Regions from separate parts of the Homo sapiens genome. Here region 1 is linked to region 2. A link is a loop called in an ENCODE intact Hi-C map of the cell type or tissue named here. Cell type or tissue: mammary epithelial cell. All regions are shown on one strand. Each heading gives the region's core, and the rest is flanking DNA. Links, peaks and the distances in the headings are about the cores only.

Region 1 (7,511 bases), core at 1,318-3,817, 220 kb before region 2:
GCCTTCCATAATAATTCTGCTTTAGATGTGTATACAGAAAATGAAAGAAACTAGGGTCCATATGAGGGAAAACCCAATGTCAAGTGGCAGCTCAGCCACCACTCAGTGCTTCTCTGTGCAGGAGCCAGTCCTGATTAATATGTGGGAATTAGTGAGACATCAGGGAGTAAGTGACACTTTGAACTCCTCAAGGGCAGAGAACTGTCTTTCATTTTTGAACCCTCGGTGTACACAGAGGCGGGTCTATAACAGGCAATCAACAAACGTTTCTTGAGCTAGACCAAGGTCAGATTTGAAAAGAACAGAAGGACTGAAGACCAGCTGTGTTTCTTAACTAAATTTGTCTTTCAAGTGAAACCAGCTTCCTTCATCTCTAAGGCTAAGGATAGGGAAAGGGTGGATGCTCTCAGGCTGAGGGAGGCAGAAAGGGAAAGTATTAGCATGAGCTTTCCAGTTAGGGCTGTTGATTTATGCTTTAACTTCAGAGTGAGTGTAGGGGTGGTGATGCTACCATTACTGTGAGGACCTACCAGTGTGGCTGGAGCAGGGACTCTCTCCCAGGCCTTTTACTCCTCAGCACCTCCCTGCATACTGATTGTTGTTTTTAGTTTCTGTGAAATTATATTCATGAAATGAAAATAGCGCATTTTACTTTGCTGTAGTTTCATAAGGTTTTATACAAAAAAGCAAGTAAATATGGCAGAAAAGCACTCATTTGCCCCTGCTCCCTCAAAACACCACAGAATGACATAGAACTAAAGGCGGCAGGAATCTACAAGAATGAAGAAAACACAGTGATGCCACCTGCAAAATCTTGGGAGCCAGAAAGCAAATGGACAATTGATAATAGAGTTACAAGATGAGAGAAAACAAAAATGTAACCTGTTAGTTGGGGGAGCCTAGAAACATCCTGTTTTGTACCACAGACCCCTAGAAAGTTTCAAGATGTAAAAACACTGGATCCTTCTGGAAGGAGGAGACAAGGGGACAGAGGGACTGAAGACAGAAGAATGGACCAAAAGCCTGTATGGAAACAGAATTGCAGAGCCCCGCCTGCAGCAGGATGGCTGCCTTTCCCCAGTTCCAGCGAGAAACTGCATACTCCCTCTCTGAGGAGGCTCACAGGGAGGTTTGCACTTAGAGACACAAGATGAAGTTGAAGGGGCAGCTAACATACAAGAGACAGGGGGATTGAATGTAAAGCTGTGTATGAACAGAAGAACTCCCAGCCCCTCTCTTCTGGCAGGAGATTGAAGAATGATTTTCTGGGGAAATTGGCCAATCTTAGAAAAGAGGTCGGGCCAGGCGCTGTGGCTCACTCCTGTAATCCCAGCACTTTGGGAGGCCAAGGCGGGCGGATCATGAGGTCGAGAGATTGAGACCATCCTGGCTAACATGGTGAAACCCCGTCTCTACTAAAAATACAAAAAAATTAGCCGGGCGTGGTGGCGGGCGCCTGTAGTCCCAGCTACTCAGGAGGCTGAGGCAGGAGAATGGCGTGAACCCGGGAGGTGGAGCTTGCAGTGAGCCGAGATCGCGCCACTGCACTCCAGCCTGGGCGACAGAGCGAAAAAAAAAAAAAAAGAAAAAGAAAAAGAAAAGAGGTCAAGGACTCCGTCCTTGGAATCCTAAGAAAATTTTCCAGCCGTATTACCCTTCTATGAAGCCCACCTGTCAACCAACAAGCACCCACTCGATCAGAGCTTCCCCAGGCTTTTTGGTGTCTCCTCCTTGCATGGGAATTGACTTCCAAGGACCACCAGACACTGAGGAAGTATTTTAACATATAAAGCAAAAGCAACAATAGGGCAGCTGGAGAAAGGAAATTAGAAGTAACAGAGCCAATGCAGTGATTAGAAAAACACTCAAAAAATGGTAATAAATGTGTTCAATGGGTCAAGAGAACATATTTCCATCTATTTAAATAAAAACAGGAATCAATAAAAGTGAACATACAAAAAAGAGCTCTTGTCACAGAAATGAAAACCTTGGGAGCAGGACTGCACCCACGGTTCCCACCAACCTATCCTGCCATCATGTTTTCTCCCTACTCCAGCTTCCTCCCAAGCTCACTCTACGTAGATGGTTTTTCTTCCCTTAGCCAACAAACGAAATTCTGCCTATAAATTAAGCCAGGACACTAGGATATGGAGGTATATTATTTATGTCTCTTTTCCAGTGTTTCCTGGTATATAACAGCAAAGATGGTTTAGCAAGTTAACTGGTCAGGCCAGAATTCTTGATGGTTGCCAAGTCAGGAGGCAGACGGTGAAGGAATGCATTCTGGTTATGAAAAATGGCAATGACGAGTAAGTTGCAGAGTAAAGATGCCTTTTAGAGGAAATTAAGGTTTGCAATAAATGCATGCTAATCCTCTAATTTTGATGAAAGACTAAAGCTCTTGTTTTGGTTTGCATTTCAAAGAGCAAGAGCATAGGCTCTTGTGCTGGGAGGTGGCCAGTTTCCTGGAAAGGAATTTATGGAGTCTGAAAGAGGAATTAGTACAAATTATATTTTCAAATAAGATACTTGAAAGTTATTGATGACAGGGAAAAGATTGTCTAAAGAGGGCTTGAAATTGGGGAAATAATTGAGGCTCAGTGACAAAGGAGAAGATTACAACTTCAAAAATGAATAAATAAATAACATTGCATGTTTATTTTACAACACCAGGGGGCGATGATGTCTACGTTTTTATTCTGTATCCTTTATCGCTGACAAAGATTTGGTCTCTGCAATTTTACCTTATTGTTTCTCAGATGACCAAGGGGTTGGCTTAATTTGTTCTGTTTAAACTTATTGCAAGTCCTTCTGTAATTTCCTAATGTTTTCATAATGTGTGTTGTGACCAGACTCTCCTTATAACCCCAGTTAATAAAAGTTAACAGGAAAAAAAAAAAATAGAAGGATTGGAAGATAAAGTTGGGGAAATTTCTCTGAAAGTAAAACAAAAAGATAGAGATGAAAAGTAGGAAAAAATAAGAAAAGAAAAAATTGAGGGTAACAATTCAGGTGGTGCAATAATTAGTCAATAGTCTAGTTCAAGAGAGTTTATTTAAAAAAATAAATTTAGACTATTTTAAAAAATAGTCTAAGATCATTTCCTACAATTGAAGAATATGAATTTCCAAGCTGAAAGAGTTCACCCAATACTGAATATAATAAATAAAAATCCTATTTGGGCACAGTATGAAATTTTAGAAAATGAGGGAAAAGGAGAATATTTTCCAGGAGAGAAGGAGGAATGTGTGACATATAATCGATAAAGAATTATAATCATGTGACTGGGCACAGTGGCTCATGCCTGTAATCCCAGCACTTTAGGAGGCCGAGGCAAGAGGATTGCTTGAGCCCAGGAGTACAAGACCAGCCTGGGCAACCTGGCGAAACCCCATTTCTAACAAAAAAAGAAAAGCAAAAATTAGCCAGGCATGGTGGCATGAGCCACTCGGGAAGCTGAAGTGGGGTGATTGCTTGAGTTCAGGTGGTTGAGGCTGCAGTGACCCAACATCGCGCCACTGCCCTCCAGCCTGGGCAACAGAGCAAGACCTTGTCTCAAAAAAAAACAAAACCAAAAAACCAAAAAACAAAACAAAACACACACACACACAAAAGAACTATAATGACATAGGACCTCTTGACAATGAAACTAAAATTCATAAAGATTTGCCTTCAAAATTCTAAGGGGAATCATTCTATATGTAGCAAAGCTATTCTCAAGAATGAGAGAGGTCTAAAGACATTCTCAGTCATGCAGGTCTCAACACCTCTACTCCCCATCTTTTCTCAGAAAGCCACAAAAGGGGGCTTTTTTTTTAAAAAATAAGGTCACAGATAAAAAAAATAGGAAGATATGGGATGTAAGAACAGATGACCTAACTCAAGAATGAGGTGCTGGGAATCTCCAGGATGATTAGGAAGGAGATCCCAGGATTACAGGTGTGCTGTACCCAGAGGAAGTAGTCAGCTAGATTGAGGCAGGGAAATGGGTTCTGAGAGGAATGTCCCCCAGAAAAACATGGTGCTGCTAGAATGCCTGGTGGGTTTGAATGCTGAGAGAAGACAGAACCCCCTGCTAGAGTTTGAGGGTAAGTTAGCAATGCGTAATAGAAGACAAAGAGAGTGAGATTGGAGATTTTTAGCTATTAGCTCTAGGTGGAAAGAAAAGTTACACAAAAAGAAAATATATTTTTATTTTACCTTATGACTCATCTGAGAATGTTATTTACAAAGTCACATCAATGTAAAAGCTTAATACTGATCTAAAGCAGAATTATAGATAGATTATGAAAGGAACAAGAAAATATGTGGGGTAGGTTGGGATGGGATAGGACATGGGTAAAAAAAGAACTGGATCCTTGTGGTCCTCATATTTCATAATGGAAACTAAACAGTTAAACATTTAAACAAATAAGATGTTTTACAATAAAAACATCTTATTGTAAAAGATGAAGGTGAATACTGAAAGAAACTGCTAAAAGATTTATGTACATATATATCTTTCATTGAAAAAAATAAAGTTTAAGATGAAAAGGGGATAGAAATGCAGTACAGTTACAAAAATTAAAACAATAGATACTGAAACTATTATAGATTTGAAAGATACATCACCAGAACAGAAGGGAGTCCAGAAATAGATTCACCAGAGATCCCATTTATCAGAATATATTTTAAACTTCTAATCACAAAAAGTGAGCACACTTTTCTCTTCCTGCATTGTTCACAATCATTTGGAAAAAATCTCAAATCTATAAATAAGACGATGGGGTAAAGGTCAAATAAGTTTCGGTACATATATGCAATGATGTTTTTCATGAAGCCAAAATAATGATGTTGACTTACATTTATTGTTTTTTGTGGAGCAATGCCCATGTTATATTGTGCAGAAAAAAACCATTTCTGATCATCAAAGATGGTATGATGCTATCTATCTGTCTAATCATCTATGCACACACACTCATACATGCATGCATCTGTTATGTGTGTATCTGTGTTTGGTGTGTGCTTGTACATACTTGTATGCATAAAAAGATATCTGGAAGAATTTCTGCCAAATTTTGGTAACTTTTATTTCCAGCCATTTGTCCTCTGTGTGACCAGAACTCCCTGCATATACTAAAATGTCTATTGATGGTCTTTGAGGGCAGAGACTGCCTAGTTCATCTTAATGTCCCCAGTGCTTTACTCGGTACTTGGCATAAAGTTCTACCTCAATACATCTTGTTGAATAGTCTTCTCAAAGTCACACAGGTAGTTTATAACTTGTCAGCCCCCACGTAAGGAATAAAAGTGGAAAACGCCCATTCTTTCCGTGGGTCAGAGCAGTGCCTTTCAACAGAAATATAATATGGGCCACTAATGTGAGCCACATAGGTAATTTTAAATTTTCTAGTCACATAAAAAAGTGGAAAAAAAACAGGTGAAATTTATGCTAATTGTATATTTTATTCAACCCAACATATCCAAAATATTGCCATCACAACATGTAATCAAAAATATCCTGAGATTTTTACATTATCTACTAAATATTCAGAATCTGAGGTGCATTTACATTTACAGCACATGTTAGCTCAAATCAGCCTTATGTCAACGTCTGTTCTCAAGAGCCACTAGTGGCTACTATGTTGGACAACACAGAATTAGAATATCAGGTTCATGAATTCTCTAGTCTGAATCTCAGTTGTCTCTACAATTCTAGTCTTATAAAAACATGAGCCCAGCTTCTCCATTGGAATGTGTCCTTACACTGTACTCAGAAACTTTGCAAAACTTCAGTTTTGCAGGATGTCAGTTTGGATGCAAGAAAGACCTTTGGGGAATCAAACAAATCATTTTGATGTCAGAAGTCATAGAGCTACACTGGCCTGTATCAGAAGTGGTTAAAATGCTTTACATCATACATTTTATTTGATTCACCAGTGTGAGTTGACAAAAGTGAAATAACTAAGATTGTTTAGTGTAACAAAATACAGTATGATATTAAAAATGGTCATATTAGCTAAGCTTCCTGAGGACCTCTTCCCAAAACAAGTTTTCTTCCAGTTGATCTGTAAGAACCATTTATGATTTTTTTCTGTGAACAATTCTTAGGAAAAGTTGAAGCAGCACATCTTCCAACTTATTTTGAAAACAGGCTCTCAGTTAATTTTGGTCCATTTCAAAATTGCATGAAAGAGATGCCCATATATTAGAAATGCTACTGTTTGAGAAAAAAAAAGGTAGAAAAATTGGCCTCTAGTTTTTTTGTCCAAAAACTCTTTTTTATATAGTTACTCTAAATGTACTCTACATGTGCCCTTAGGAAATTATTTCAATGAAAAGATTCTTTGAATTTGGTGCTGCCCCCGTGCCTATAATTTTTGGCAATTATACACTCATTTTAAAATGTAGGTCCTGGAATATTTTAATACTATATTCTGAAAGTGTAAAATACATAGGATCATAATTAGGTATAGTTTGCCATATATTTATTCAATAATTAAATATCAGTTTCTTATCGTAAGAAAATATCAGAACAGTTTCATCATGTTGGTTTAGGATCCCACCTCATATTTCCAACTAAGGGTTTGATTTATTAAATATTTCTTATGCATGCAAAATCTCTCCATAATCAAGGCACAAAAGGATGTTAGAGGAAATACAAAATTAAGAATTTGGTTGTTTTCAAACACACTTGGAGAGAAATTTACATATACATGTGTACCATCATAAAATGAGCACTGTGTCCACTTGGATTTGCTCTAAATTTACAGATCAAGTAAATGATCTCACCTGCATGTGAGACGGCAGGTGAAAGTAACTCAGTGAACCTCTAAACCCATTTCCAATTTCTTTCACACTGGGTTCAATTAAATGCCCAATTAATTTAAATAGCAGACTGTAAATAAAGCAATGCACATGATTATCATCTAATTAGCACTGGCCAGCATTATAATGTGCTCATTAGCGAGTTGTATGGTATCCTGAGGCTCATAATGAGTAATCAGGGTACTCGTGATTGGCATGTGGCTATCCGAATGCAACTACTCAACCCAATAAATTGGAGTTAGGACAGAATGTGTTATGTAAAAAGAAAAAATACAGAGCCAGCTGGTGAATTGGCAATTTCCTCCTTCCTGTAATTCAGGTACAGCTCCTGCTCTCAAATACAAAATAAATGTGAGAACAGGAGAGCTGGAGATAGCAGAAGAGCTGGAGATAGAAATGGAAATGTTCGCTAAGGGTGACAGAGAACAAGTGCCTATGATTATTATACAAGATTACCAAAAAAGATAAAACCTTTGTGGTATTTGGTTTCTTTTTCATATCTCAAGTATAGAATCAAAGTAAGAAATGAGCAGAGTTTCAATAACATTTCTTGGAAGGTGAAAATTTAATCATTGAAATATACTTCCTGATAATGTTCATAAAGCATTTTGCCTTCATGGTTTTAGCATGTTACTGCAAAATAGTTTGGCAGGCTGCAGGGAGAGATGCAGCTGAGTGTTGCATTCATTGTTATGTAGGTGATA
Region 2 (2,500 bases), core at 1-2,500:
CAATCGATTTCTAAACACTGACAATATATACAGGCCTAGGATCAATTCCACAAACTTTACTATAAAATTATCCCTTTTACAGGTGTTTTCCACTGATGTTATATATGTTAAAGTAATACAAAATGATACACTTCAATCCCCCAAAATAATTCACCTACGAAAATTATTGAGATAACAGTCATTTGGCTTAAAGCAATTGATATGGTTTGGATCTGTGTCCCCTCCCAAATCTCATGTTGCAATGTAATCCCCAAATATGAAGGGGCCTGGTGGGAGGTGATTGGATCCTGGGTGCGGTTTCTCATCGTTTAACACCATCCCCCATTGGTGCTGTCATCGGGATTGTGAGTTCTCTTGAGATCTAGTTGTTCAAAAGTGTGTGGCACCTTTCCCTCTCTTTTGCTTCTGCTCCACCATGTAAGACATGCCTTGCTTCTCCTTCACCTTCTGCTATGATTATAAGTTTCCTGTGGCCTCCCCAGAAGCCAAGCAGATCCCAGTATCATGCTTCCTGCACAGCCTATGGAACCGTGAGCCAATTAAACCTCAAACCTCTTTTCTTTATAAATTACCCAGTCTCAGGTGTTTCTTTTTTTTTTTTTTTTTTTTCTTTTTTTTTTTTTTTTTTCCTGTGAGACAAGGTCTGGCTCTATCACCCCGGCTGGAGTGCGGCGGTGCCATCTTGGCTCACTTGGTGCACAACACCATATCTGGCTAAATTTTGTATATTTTATACAGACAGGGTTTCGTCATGTTGCTCAGGCTGGTCTTGAACTTGTGAGCTCAAGTGATCCACCCACCCACCTCGGCCTCCTAATGTGCTGGGATTACAGCCATGAGTCACCATGCCTGGCCACAGGTACTTCTTTACAGCAGTGCGAAAACAAACTAATACAGCAATAAAGATATTTTGAGCCCTGCTGGCTCACTGCAAAGCCACATTCCACATGTGATGAGAAAGCTCAAGCTAGTGCAGGGACTTGGTAACTTTTGGTATAGCAATGTCTTACTAGGACTAGGCTTCTGGAAGCCAAGGACAGCTATTCCTGCTTTTGACTCTGGATGGCACCTCTAGTTCTCACTAAGCAAGAGAAGGACTGATAAAATGGCAAAGAGCTGTTAAAGGCTAACTACCTGTAATGTCAGGAGCATGGCAAGGCAAGGATTATGTATGTGTCTAATCTAAGAGTGAATCACAGGGCTCTGCTTGGTAAGCCTAGCCTCTAATTCATTCCTATATTGCATGGCCTTGAGAAACTTACATAAACTCACTCTGTGCATCAATTCTCCCAAGTTAAAAAAAAAAAAAAAGGAAGAATGTTCTAGCTCTCTGTTATATAAGAGTTTTACGTGACTACCTGGACAAAAGGTCTCCTCAAAAAAGAAAATAAATGCAACATGAGCCTCGCACAGTACCTGGCACACAGAAAATAATCAGTCTACATGTATTGACACTACATGACCAAAGAAGGCTCCCTCATGTAGGACAGAAGAGATTCCCTTGACATACCATCACTAAAGAGTCCGTAAATGATTTCAGAAACCAACTCGGAGTGTTGGGTGCAATGAGTAAGGGAACCACAAATTACGGGTGTCAAAGAGTCATCTGTTATGCCCAAGCTCGCTTTGACAGGGACCACCTACTTCTGAGAATCAGCTGATATATACCATATTAAGGGCCCTGTAGCCATACAAGTCAGAAAAGATAGCTTTTTGCCAGCCAAGTAAGCCACTGCTGTAGGATGGTGGAAGGAGCATATGTGGGGACAGGGGACTTGGGTAGTAGTAGGCCCACAGACTCCTAAACGCTTTTCAGCTGCCACTTGGATACCAGTTTGCAACTTAGCAGATTACTGATTTAACCAAGAAATGATACATTACAGTACTGTGCTCCATCATAATGTAAAGGAACTGATTTTGCTTATTCATTTACCCTCAACTTACTGATTCCCACGATGAGCAGCTACACTGATAGTCATGGGGGTGCAAAGGCGAACATATCTTGCTTGCTGGGGACTAAATGCTTGTGTCCTTCTCAAATATATATATTGAAACTCTAACCCCCAAAGTGATAGTATTAGGACATGGGGCCTTTTGGCAGAAGCCCTTGTGAATGGGACTCATGCCTTTTCACAAGGAGGCCTCATAGAGCTGTCTTGCCCCTTCCACCATGTGAGGACACAGTGAGAAGGTTGTCATCTATGAGAAAGTGGGCTGTTGCCAGACACTGAATCTGCTGGTGCCTTGATCTGGGGCACCTCACCTTCTAGAACCGTGAGAAATAGATTTTATAAGCCACTCAGTCAATCTGGCATTTTTTTGTATTAGCTCAATTGGATTAAGACATTGCATTTTATCCTCCACGTATTTGAACTTTGTCTTGAAGGTTTTAGAAACATAATTCTTAGGCAGCAGATAAACAAGAATGACTACTTAGATAGAAAGACTGTTTAAGAGACTACATAATAGAGTGGGCAAAAGGAGAGGGAACTGTAAGTTT

The links. Peaks named below come from ENCODE experiments on the same cell type or tissue, not always from the same donor. Only the 100,000 strongest peaks of a DNase experiment are listed, where the experiment ranks them.
Region 1: a loop joins it to region 2, with 4 times the contacts of the local background. A loop is called at or near these places in 9 of 110 quality-filtered maps.

Annotation. Positions count from the first base shown.
Region 1 is chr2:168,915,937-168,923,447 of GRCh38, reverse strand. ABCB11 (ATP binding cassette subfamily B member 11) reads left to right here. Exons shown (of 28, transcript NM_003742.4): 28 at 1-2,667. Among named protein-coding and RNA genes, the nearest start is that of G6PC2, 18 kb to the right of the region's middle. In mammary epithelial cell, for the core only: a CTCF peak has its summit at 2,669 (motif pointing right); no DNase peak of the experiment used is centred there.
Region 2 is chr2:168,696,365-168,698,864 of GRCh38, reverse strand. The region is part of intron 6 of CERS6 (ceramide synthase 6); the gene reads right to left. Among named protein-coding and RNA genes, the nearest start is that of CERS6-AS1, 89 kb to the left of the region's middle. In mammary epithelial cell, for the core only: a CTCF peak has its summit at 1,056; a DNase peak (open chromatin) is centred at 964; H3K27ac peaks cover 349 bases.